Regions from separate parts of the Homo sapiens genome. Here regions 1 and 2 are each linked to region 3. The links are chromatin contacts, found by Hi-C or POLR2A ChIA-PET in ENCODE. All regions are on one chromosome and are shown on one strand. Each heading gives the region's core, a stretch centred on a gene start or an enhancer-like site at or near the end of the contact. The rest is flanking DNA. Distances are from core to core; before and after follow the strand shown. Region 1 has its middle 33 kb from the start of TILRLS. Region 2 holds the start of TILRLS (TCL1A interacting lncRNA, retroperitoneal liposarcoma associated). Region 3 has its middle 47 kb from the start of LINC02242.

Region 1 (2,700 bases), core at 104-2,603, 390 kb before region 3:
CACTTTAAATATAGCATAGACTGCCATATAGATCTTATTTTTCGTTCTTTCATATTTTCTTCCCTTTCCCTCCTACCATCCCTCCCTCTCTTTGCCTCCCTCTCCCTCTCTTTGTATGTCATTAGCTCACAGTTTTTCCTTGTTCTGCTATTGAAGTCACTTTGCTGTTTCTTTGCATTTGTTTTGGGATCATTCTGCATGTTTGTGTGCTCTCTCCTTATCTAGAAGGCCCACCCTTTGTATCTACTTGTTTCCTCTCCACACTACCCACTTAGGATACAATTTTGGGTATGAAAATATGTGCTAAGCAGCGGCTTGGGAACAAATTGCCTCTGCAGATAGCCAAAGCCCTGCACTCCTGGGCCAGTGGTTGAAGAATTCTCCTTTCATGGTGTACAGACTTTCTTGTTTTGTGGGTTTGCATTTTTGCCTCTAATCAAGTGTCTCTGTTTAAAATCAGTAAGACTACATGAGGGCTGATTCTGAGAATTAGAAGGCACAGGGATGGAAAAAGTCGTAAATGTGTAGGGCTGGGCAGCCCAAGGTCTGATTTGTTCAAATTAAGTGAGATAAACCCCATGGAATACTTAGAAGAGAGATCAGCATATTCAGGCACTGACCAATGTTTTCTTCCCTTCTTTTAATTGCTCCCTCAATTATTTTTCTCCATAAACACTTAATATCTGCTCAAGCTTTCCAGGGGGAAGAGTGCATTTTTGGGGGTAGGTGGGGGTGTAAGGATGGGATAGCTTACAAAATGCATAGATAGAAACTCATTCAAGCCCACTTGGTGATGTGATATTGTTTGTTAGATTCTACACTGACAAGTTTTCATTTTTACTCCATGTCATGGGTTGATTTTGGGATATTTAAGTCTCATTCTTTCTGTAATATTTAAATCTCAATTGTTCCACCTGGGGAGGTAGAAGGACAGAGAACATACAAAACATACACACAAAAAAAACCCCTCTGATGAACACAGGTAGAATGCCATGTAAAAACCAAGGCAGGGATATGGGTGATGCTTGTGTAAGCCAAGAAATGTCAAAGATTGAGAGCAAACCACCGGCAGCTGGGAGTGAGGCATGGAACAGATTTCTCCTCACAGCCTTCAGAAGGAACCAACTTTCTGACACCTTGATCTCAGGATCCTAGCCTCTAGAACAGGGAGACAATATATTTCTGTTGTTTAAGCCAAAAAATAAAAATAGAAAACAAAAATAATCCTCTCATGATTTACTGTTCTGTGGAGCTTGAAGGGGAAGAGACACCACGTGTTAGAATTCCCAGCCCAGTGGTCATGAGTTTCTCACATGCTGGGTTGCACAGGCCTTCCCTATATGGTCGAGGTCTGTTGAGAAATTCTGAGTGTTGGAGGCCTTTCCAGGGCCGCCCTCAGGAGAGAGAAATCCTGCTGCAGGGTAACTCCCTAAGATTAGAAAAATGTAGCTTCGCTGGCCAACTGAAGCAAGGAATGATTCATTTCCTGTCATTAACAGAGTGAGAAAGATGTCGTTCACAAAGTTCTTTAAGCTGGAAAAGCACATTATGTGAAATACTCAATTTCCTGATGGATGGCATCAACTCTCCTAACTTGCCTTTCAGCAGCAGCGTTGCTTCTGGACAGTTCCAGATTCTGGGGGCTGTTGGGTCACATGCTAACTGGCTCAGGTGCCTGATGTGCAATTAGTTGGGGGAGAAAGGACATTATGCTAACTCAACCCTGGGTTAAAATAATGACCTCGGCTATCCCCTGGATGATGTATCGATGTTTAATCCTCAAGTTGCTATATAACATTTCTAAATATTTAGCAACCAGATTGCAAGTTAAAACTTTCATGTTCAGGCTCTTCTGGTTAAAAATCAGCTAAAACAAAACAAAACAAACTAAAAAACGAAAGACCAAAAACTCAACCTCGCATTTAAAATTGTGCTGGTTATTATTTGTAGATAATCCCTTCTTGGTGGACTAATCTTTTCCCTCGAAAAACAAGTTTACATCACATAGTCTATTTAGCTTACTTGCTGATATTGCCAGATTATATAATCATAGGTTTGAATTGATAGAACACTCCTTTTTAAGGAGCTGAAAGAATTTAATCTTCTTTCCTATTTAGTTGCAGAATGCCCACAGGAGAAACAAGATGGCAACTAAATTTCCTTTTTTACAGGTGCCAAAAAGCCTATAGTTACAGAGAGGGTAAGTAATTTGCCTAGGATCACACAGCTAGAATTGGGATGTGGTATAAAAACCTAGGTGCTGTTTGCAGTTTAATGCTGCCAGCACTTGGCACTGATACCCCATCTTGAATGACTAATAATCTCTGTGTATGAAGTACCTGAAGAATATGGCCTAGGCTTTCTATCCCTGGGGCTTCCAAATGATACCTTACTTCATCACCACAAGAGTTTTATGATGTTGGCATTTTTATCCCCATTTCACAGGTGAGAAAATTGAGGCTCAGGGTTATATAGTGGGCAGAAGTAGAGATAGGGTTTGAACTCCAATCTACCTGACCACGTTATCCACTGCCTATGTAACATATATAAGAAAAGATATCTGGACATGAAACATACAACAAGCAGTGGTTCAATGACATCCAGGAGTCAGTGTTCTGGGAGAAACTGAAAAGTAAACATTTTAAATAAATGTTTATTTTCTGGCTCCTGGTTATAATAAAATTGTTAGTTTGTGTTTCC
Region 2 (2,972 bases), core at 470-2,969, 430 kb before region 3:
TATTTCTTAAACATTGCATGGGACATGTACTAAGAAAGCATTTGTTGCTTATCTGAAATTGAAATTTAACTAGGCATCTTATATTGTAATTTGCTGTATCTGGCAACTCTTCTCCATGAAGTACTCTTTGACTACTCTGTCCTTCACAGAGCTTGGTTTTCGTCTCAGTGCAGGGCCTGCAGCACTTACAACCTTGAATCTTTTTACAAGAAAGTAGAGTGTAACTAGAAAATTAAAAATGAGCACTGGAGCCAGGTGCAGTGGCTCATGTCTATAATCCCAGCACTTTGGGAGGCTGAGGTGGGAGGATCTCTTGACTCCAGGAGTTTGAGACCAGCTTGGGCAACATAGGGAGAACCTGTCTCTACAAAAAATAAAAATTCAGCCAAGCATGGTATGTATGCCTGTGGTTTCAACTACTTGGGAGGTTGAGATGGGAAGATCACCTGAGCCCAGGAGGTTGAGGTTGCAGTGTGACATGATCACACCACTGCACTCCAGCCTGGGCGACAGAGTGCGATCCTGTCTCAAAATAAATAAATAAATAAATAAATAAATAAATAAATAAAGCACTGTTTTTATTCTTTAATTCAGATGTTACTGAAAATCTACTATGTTCCAGGAAGGGTGTAAGGCAGTATGGACACAAGGATAAAGCATGGTCTTTGTTCTCAAGAATCACCTAGTGCAGCAGGCCCCACCAGCACACAATTATGTAGTAGCATATTGGTAGCCACTGGTGTTCACTATGCTTGCATAAGCTTGAACTTGAAGGATGACTAGATGTGGGGGAGCCAGGACGAAGGTCATTTTGGGCTGAGAGAGAAATATGTGCAAAGGCCCGGATGAGGGAGAAATTATGGAATGACCAGGAATTTGAAAGAAATTCATTGTCACTTGAGGGGGAGTGTGAGTCGTATAAGATAACGCAGTGGTATGTCTGCAGGTATGCTTGTTAAACATTTACCAGCATATCCCTGAAGATGAGGTTTGGAAGGTGGACAAAAAACCAGATCATGAAGATGTTGCATGTCATGCTCAGGAGGCTGAGTTTTATCCTGAAAGCCATGGAGAGCTATTGGACCATTTAGGGTAGAGGCACGCTCAGATTTAGGTTTAGAAAGATAACTCAGAGAATGGACAAGATTGGCATCAGGGAGACAAACTGACAGGCAGCTGCGGTGGTCAGGCCAGAGCTATTGAGGGTGGTGGCATTGGGGTGGAGGCAAAACATTCAAGAGATGCTAAGGGTGTATCATCAACAGGGCCCAGTGGCCAAGTTGGATATGCATGGTGATAAAGGGGGAGACCTGGTCTTTTCTGGCTTGGGCAACTGTGGGGATAGCAGACACATGCCTCAAGTTAGAGGATATGGAAAGATAAGCAGGCTATGGGCATGAGGATTATGAGGAGCTCTGTCTAAACTTGTTTTATCTCATATTTGGCATTTACTATATTTTTTGTTGTATTTTGTTACTCATCCTTTTAGGTGGACTCTGATCCTTCTGAGGTCCTGGATCAGATTAACCAACGTGGGTATGCCCCGCACCTTTCACTCATTACCACCCCTCAAAAGGTCACTTTGCCAAACATGAGTACATGGCCCCCACGCTAAGCCTGTGAGCAGCTGCAAGCCATATCATCTGCACAGTTGAGCACGGCAGGAACTTTGAACCAGGACCCAATTTCACCCTGAGGATGTGCTTCTCCTCTGAGGGGAGCAAAGCCCCTGGCTTGACCTGGCTCCCTTCTGGGAGGGAGGACCACGTCTCAATTTGACAGCAGGAGGCTGTAGGTCAGTGGGGTGATGACCTGGCCCTGGGAGACCTGCTCTTTCTCTCAGCAGAACCCCATAAATCCTTCAAAAGGAAGTAAGTAATTCCCTCGGGATCAAGAGAGCCCTCCGCATTCTTGAAATAAATGAAGGCAAAATGTACAGGGATTTCTGAGAAAAGTAAATGTGGTGTGAGCATGATCCCTGGGTGTTACTATGCACAGAAAAGGCTTTTTTTTTTTTTTTTTCCCCTCTCCTGAATGGTGTTCTTTGCTCTCAAGTGAACTCATGCACTGGATTTGGTCCAAGTACATTTTGTTTCTTGATTTCCAGCCAGGCTTCTCTCAGTTGTGATGCATTCTCTTCTTTGCTTCCCTCCTTCCCCAGTCCTGTTCTCTCTTTTTATAATGCTTTCAACTTTTCCATGTGACTGAACCAACACAGAGGAAAACCCACCAGCTTAGGTAGGGCTTCCACAAGAGTGGGGCCAGAGGGACTTCTTTGTGAACGGCCAGCCCCTCACGCAGCCCCGGCCTGCACGGCGAGGTTTGTCTGAGGCAGCTGAAGCAGAAAGCATTTGAACTCTGCCCTCTACCAAATGATTTCCAGATGTGTAAACCCCAGCCTCCCGCTGCACTCTGACTGTAGCCCTGCCAACGTACATCTGCAGATTCCTAGTGCACAGGAAACTTGAAAGAGTATCTTTACAACATCTGCTGTCTTTTCCCAGCTCTCCCTCTCTGCCTTCTCGGACTTTGCCCCGTATTTTATATCCTCTCTTCAACAAATCCATTAGAGAACTGCTGCACAGCCCTTCTTGGCTCACAGATGCCAGCTGTCTGTTTCACCCCAGAGCCTGTTCTTGGCTCTCTCAAGCACCACTAGAATCATTGACCGAAGCACCACTAGAATCATTAAAGAAGCTTATTGGGCTCATGGAGGGGAAAAAAAGGACCAAGTTTTCTCCATTGGATTGGTGCCAGTCTACAAGCTGCAAAGGGAGATTTAGCCATAAGGAGGTCAGAGCAGAGCCCTAAAGATGGAAACACGAGTTTGCATGGAGAGTTTGCCTGCTATACCTGAGAGAAGGTGAGGTCTGCTTATAGGGGGAACTTTTTTCCATGGACATTCAGTTTCTTGGAACAAACAAGGCAGGCTTCTGTAAAATGGGAAGTATTGATGTACAGAATGAGTTCCT
Region 3 (2,897 bases), core at 387-2,886:
GAGTGTTCTTTCGATGATCCCAATTTTGTTGGCAACATCCAAAGCATCATAGTCAAGCCTTTTTTTGTTCATCAGGCCTGATCAGTGTGTTGATCTTGGCCATGTTAGTGTCATGAAGCTTCTTCACAGCCTTTGGAACTGGTGCATGTTGGTTTTGACATCTAAAATGAACACATATGTATTGTCTTCCCTATTCTTGTCTGATTCAAGTGGAACATGATGGCAGAGTGATCAAGCTTGCTTCTCCTGGTGGTACTTTTCTAAGGACATTTTGCTGCCTTAAAAGCTGCAGAGTCTTGGGCCACCAGAAGTGGAGTAGTGTGAGGATCTTTTGAGTATGGTTGTGGATACTTTTCTGCACTGCCTTTTTGGCCTTCAAAGACTTTGCTTTATCTTGACTTTGGGAGGAGCAGAGGTTTCCTTGTTAACTTTCAGGGACATCTTGGTGAGAAGTTACATTTTTAAATTTAGTTCTTCATCCACAACAGGACTATTAGGATTTATTATGCAGAACCAGTTTTAGAAGACCAAACACAGAGAAGAAAGAGGTAGTTAAAGCGAATTAACAGCAAAACCACCTAAAGGAAGAGTGCGCGTGGGTGAGATGTGAAGCATTTATTCATCAAGAGTTAGAAAAACTGATTTCTTCCTCCAAAGAGCAACAGCAATTTCATAACAACAGAAAAGAACATAGAGTCATAAAACTACAAAACACTACCATTTAGTCTTATATTTTTTCTTTGTCTTCTCAAATGCACTAATTTAGGTATTCCAAAATGGGTGAAAGATACATCTCTTTGTCACTGTTTAAAACTCCACAAAGAGACTCTGAAATCCAAACACTGCATGTTCTCACTCATAAGTGGAAGATGAACAGTGAGAACACATGGTCACAGGGAGGGGAACATCACACACTGGGTCCTGTCGGGGGTTGGGGGGCTAGGGGAGGGAGAGCATTAGGACAAATACCTAATCCAGGTGGGGCTTAAAACCTAGATGATGGGTTCATAGGTGCAGCAAACCACCAGGGCATATGTATACCTATGTAACAAACCTGTACGTTCTGCCCGTGTATCTCAGAGTTTAAATTAAAATAAATAAAAAATTTTCAAAAAATTTATAGTTTAGTGGCCTAAACTCTTTAAATCTGATTTAAGTCTCTCTTGTTTCAATTTAAATTCAATGCCTCTTCTATAGTTCTTGGAGTAAAGAGAGAGACTGCCCTTCTTGGGAAAACAGATTCCTCTGCCCAAGCAGATCTACAACTGGTTAGGGTATGGCTGCACATAGTGTGCTTTATACTGCAGTGCAAAACACTGCGTTCCGTAAACATTTCTAAGAACTATTATAAAGTATTAAGGCTGCTCTGCCAATCAGATTCTAAGTGAGCTGAACACTCCTTACCCTCTCATAACAGAGTACATGTTGCCTGCAGCTCTGGCTGTTAAAAGGACAGAGCAATGTTCCTAAACAGATTGGGTGGTGAGCAGAGGTCCCGTGATTCACCCCTAAATTAGTTTTAACTGACAGGTTTTGGAAGTGAGGCTGGCTAGGGTCTGGCTGCGTGGATACCACGTGCTGCTCTGTCCAGTCCGAATTGCTCAGAAGGAATCTTGAGCTGTGTGATTGGGTAGGGTGGGGGTGGGCAGCTCAAGAATGTGGGGTTAAAAATAGGAGCAATGATTTCCAAAGTCCTTGGCCAGCTGTGTGGAACCTAGTGTCTCATTCAGTACATGTTCCTTGAAGGCAAACTACCAGATCAAGTTTGGAGAGATTGTTGTTTGAGCTGGTTTGTCCTTTGGGTTTTGTACAACTTTGAAAAGAACAAACAAGAAATTGGTGTTTCTCTTTCATACTCAGTCTCATTCCATTCTCTATTTTATTGGATTCCACTGTGTCAGCTGAATAGAAGAAATATACAGCCCTTGTCTCATATTTCCATAAGCACATATTTTACTCATACTACAAAGTAGTAATTATTCTCATAAAATAATGATGTAATATTAATAAAGATGAAATTTTGTGATTGACACCAACAATGGCAAGATAAAGATTATTTATTATTGCTATTATTGAAGTGTTTCGTATTGTACTCTTTGTCCAAGGCTTCATAGATAATTAAAATTCATGGACTGCACAAGTGTCTCATGAAATGTGTTAGATTGTTTTCTGATATGCAAAAATGTCCTGACATGGTTTGTAAATGCGTACTGCACATCTCCAGCCAATTACCATACAAAATGCAACTATTTCTTTTTGTCTATCACTGAAGCCTGAACAGACAGCATTAGACTCAACTGCATAATTCTGGCCTAATTTTCGTGTCTGATACTGTAGTGATGTTGTGAGGCATTGACTTAACAACAGGAGTAAATGTTCTTTTTGAATACATATTTTTTTCTTCAGCCTCTTTGGAAATATGCCTACATGAAGAAGCACTCCTTCGGCCTCTTCAGAAAAATGAGCATGTGTTTACACCCCTTTTGCCCCCACCCTTTGTTTTCTCTTCCTAATTTGTGATGATTTTGATGGGATGAGGGTTTATGCTGGCAAAATTCCAAAGGGTGGACAAATTGGGCTGTACTTTCATTAATGCAAAACTGAAAATATTGCTAAATTATTGTGGCTAATATAATTTGTGTCTGCTCAGGCTTTGTATTAGTTTGCTAGGGCTAGTATAAGAACCACAAACTGGGTGGCTTAAACAACAGAGACTTATTGTGTCACAGTTCTGGAGACTGGAAACCCAAAATCAAGATGTCAGTGGGATTGGTTCCTGCTGAGGGCTGTGCAGGAAAATCTGTTCCAAACCTCTCTCCTGGCAGTTTGCTGGCAATATTTAATGTTCCTCGGCTTTTACATCTCTGCCCTCTCTCTTCATATGACATTTCTCTGTG

What was found. A loop is a pair of places that touch in the nucleus more often than their neighbours do. ChIA-PET counts read pairs that join two places held with the same protein, here RNA polymerase II (POLR2A). Pooled maps may share reads with other maps.
Region 1: a loop to region 3 is called in a map of ascending aorta, with 12 times the contacts of the local background. The contact joins two enhancer-like sites. A Hi-C loop is called at or near these places in 1 of 168 maps with a recorded cell type or tissue (ascending aorta) and 5 of 50 pooled maps. POLR2A ChIA-PET finds 5 or more read pairs at or near these places in 1 of 52 experiments (CD8-positive, alpha-beta T cell).
Region 2: a map of sigmoid colon shows a loop between it and region 3 (6-fold over the local background). The contact joins the promoter of TILRLS here to the enhancer-like site in region 3. A Hi-C loop is called at or near these places in 2 of 168 maps with a recorded cell type or tissue (esophagus muscularis mucosa and sigmoid colon) and 10 of 50 pooled maps. POLR2A ChIA-PET finds 5 or more read pairs at or near these places in 1 of 52 experiments (Panc1).

What each region holds. Positions count from the first base shown.
Region 1 is chr5:67,300,083-67,302,782 of GRCh38, forward strand. No RefSeq gene overlaps it. Among named protein-coding and RNA genes, the nearest start is that of TILRLS, 33 kb to the left of the region's middle. Within about 2 kb of position 1,354, at least 18 of the 41 ENCODE cell types and tissues checked have a DNase peak (open chromatin) inside an H3K27ac peak, as active enhancers do; they include ascending aorta, where a contact is called at or near this core.
Region 2 is chr5:67,266,303-67,269,274 of GRCh38, forward strand. It overlaps TILRLS (TCL1A interacting lncRNA, retroperitoneal liposarcoma associated), which reads left to right and starts at 1,720. Exons shown (of 3, transcript NR_186086.1): 1 at 1,720-1,871.
Region 3 is chr5:67,692,760-67,695,656 of GRCh38, forward strand. No RefSeq gene overlaps it. Among named protein-coding and RNA genes, the nearest start is that of LINC02242, 47 kb to the left of the region's middle. Within about 2 kb of position 1,637, at least 14 of the 41 ENCODE cell types and tissues checked have a DNase peak (open chromatin) inside an H3K27ac peak, as active enhancers do; they include ascending aorta, where a contact is called at or near this core.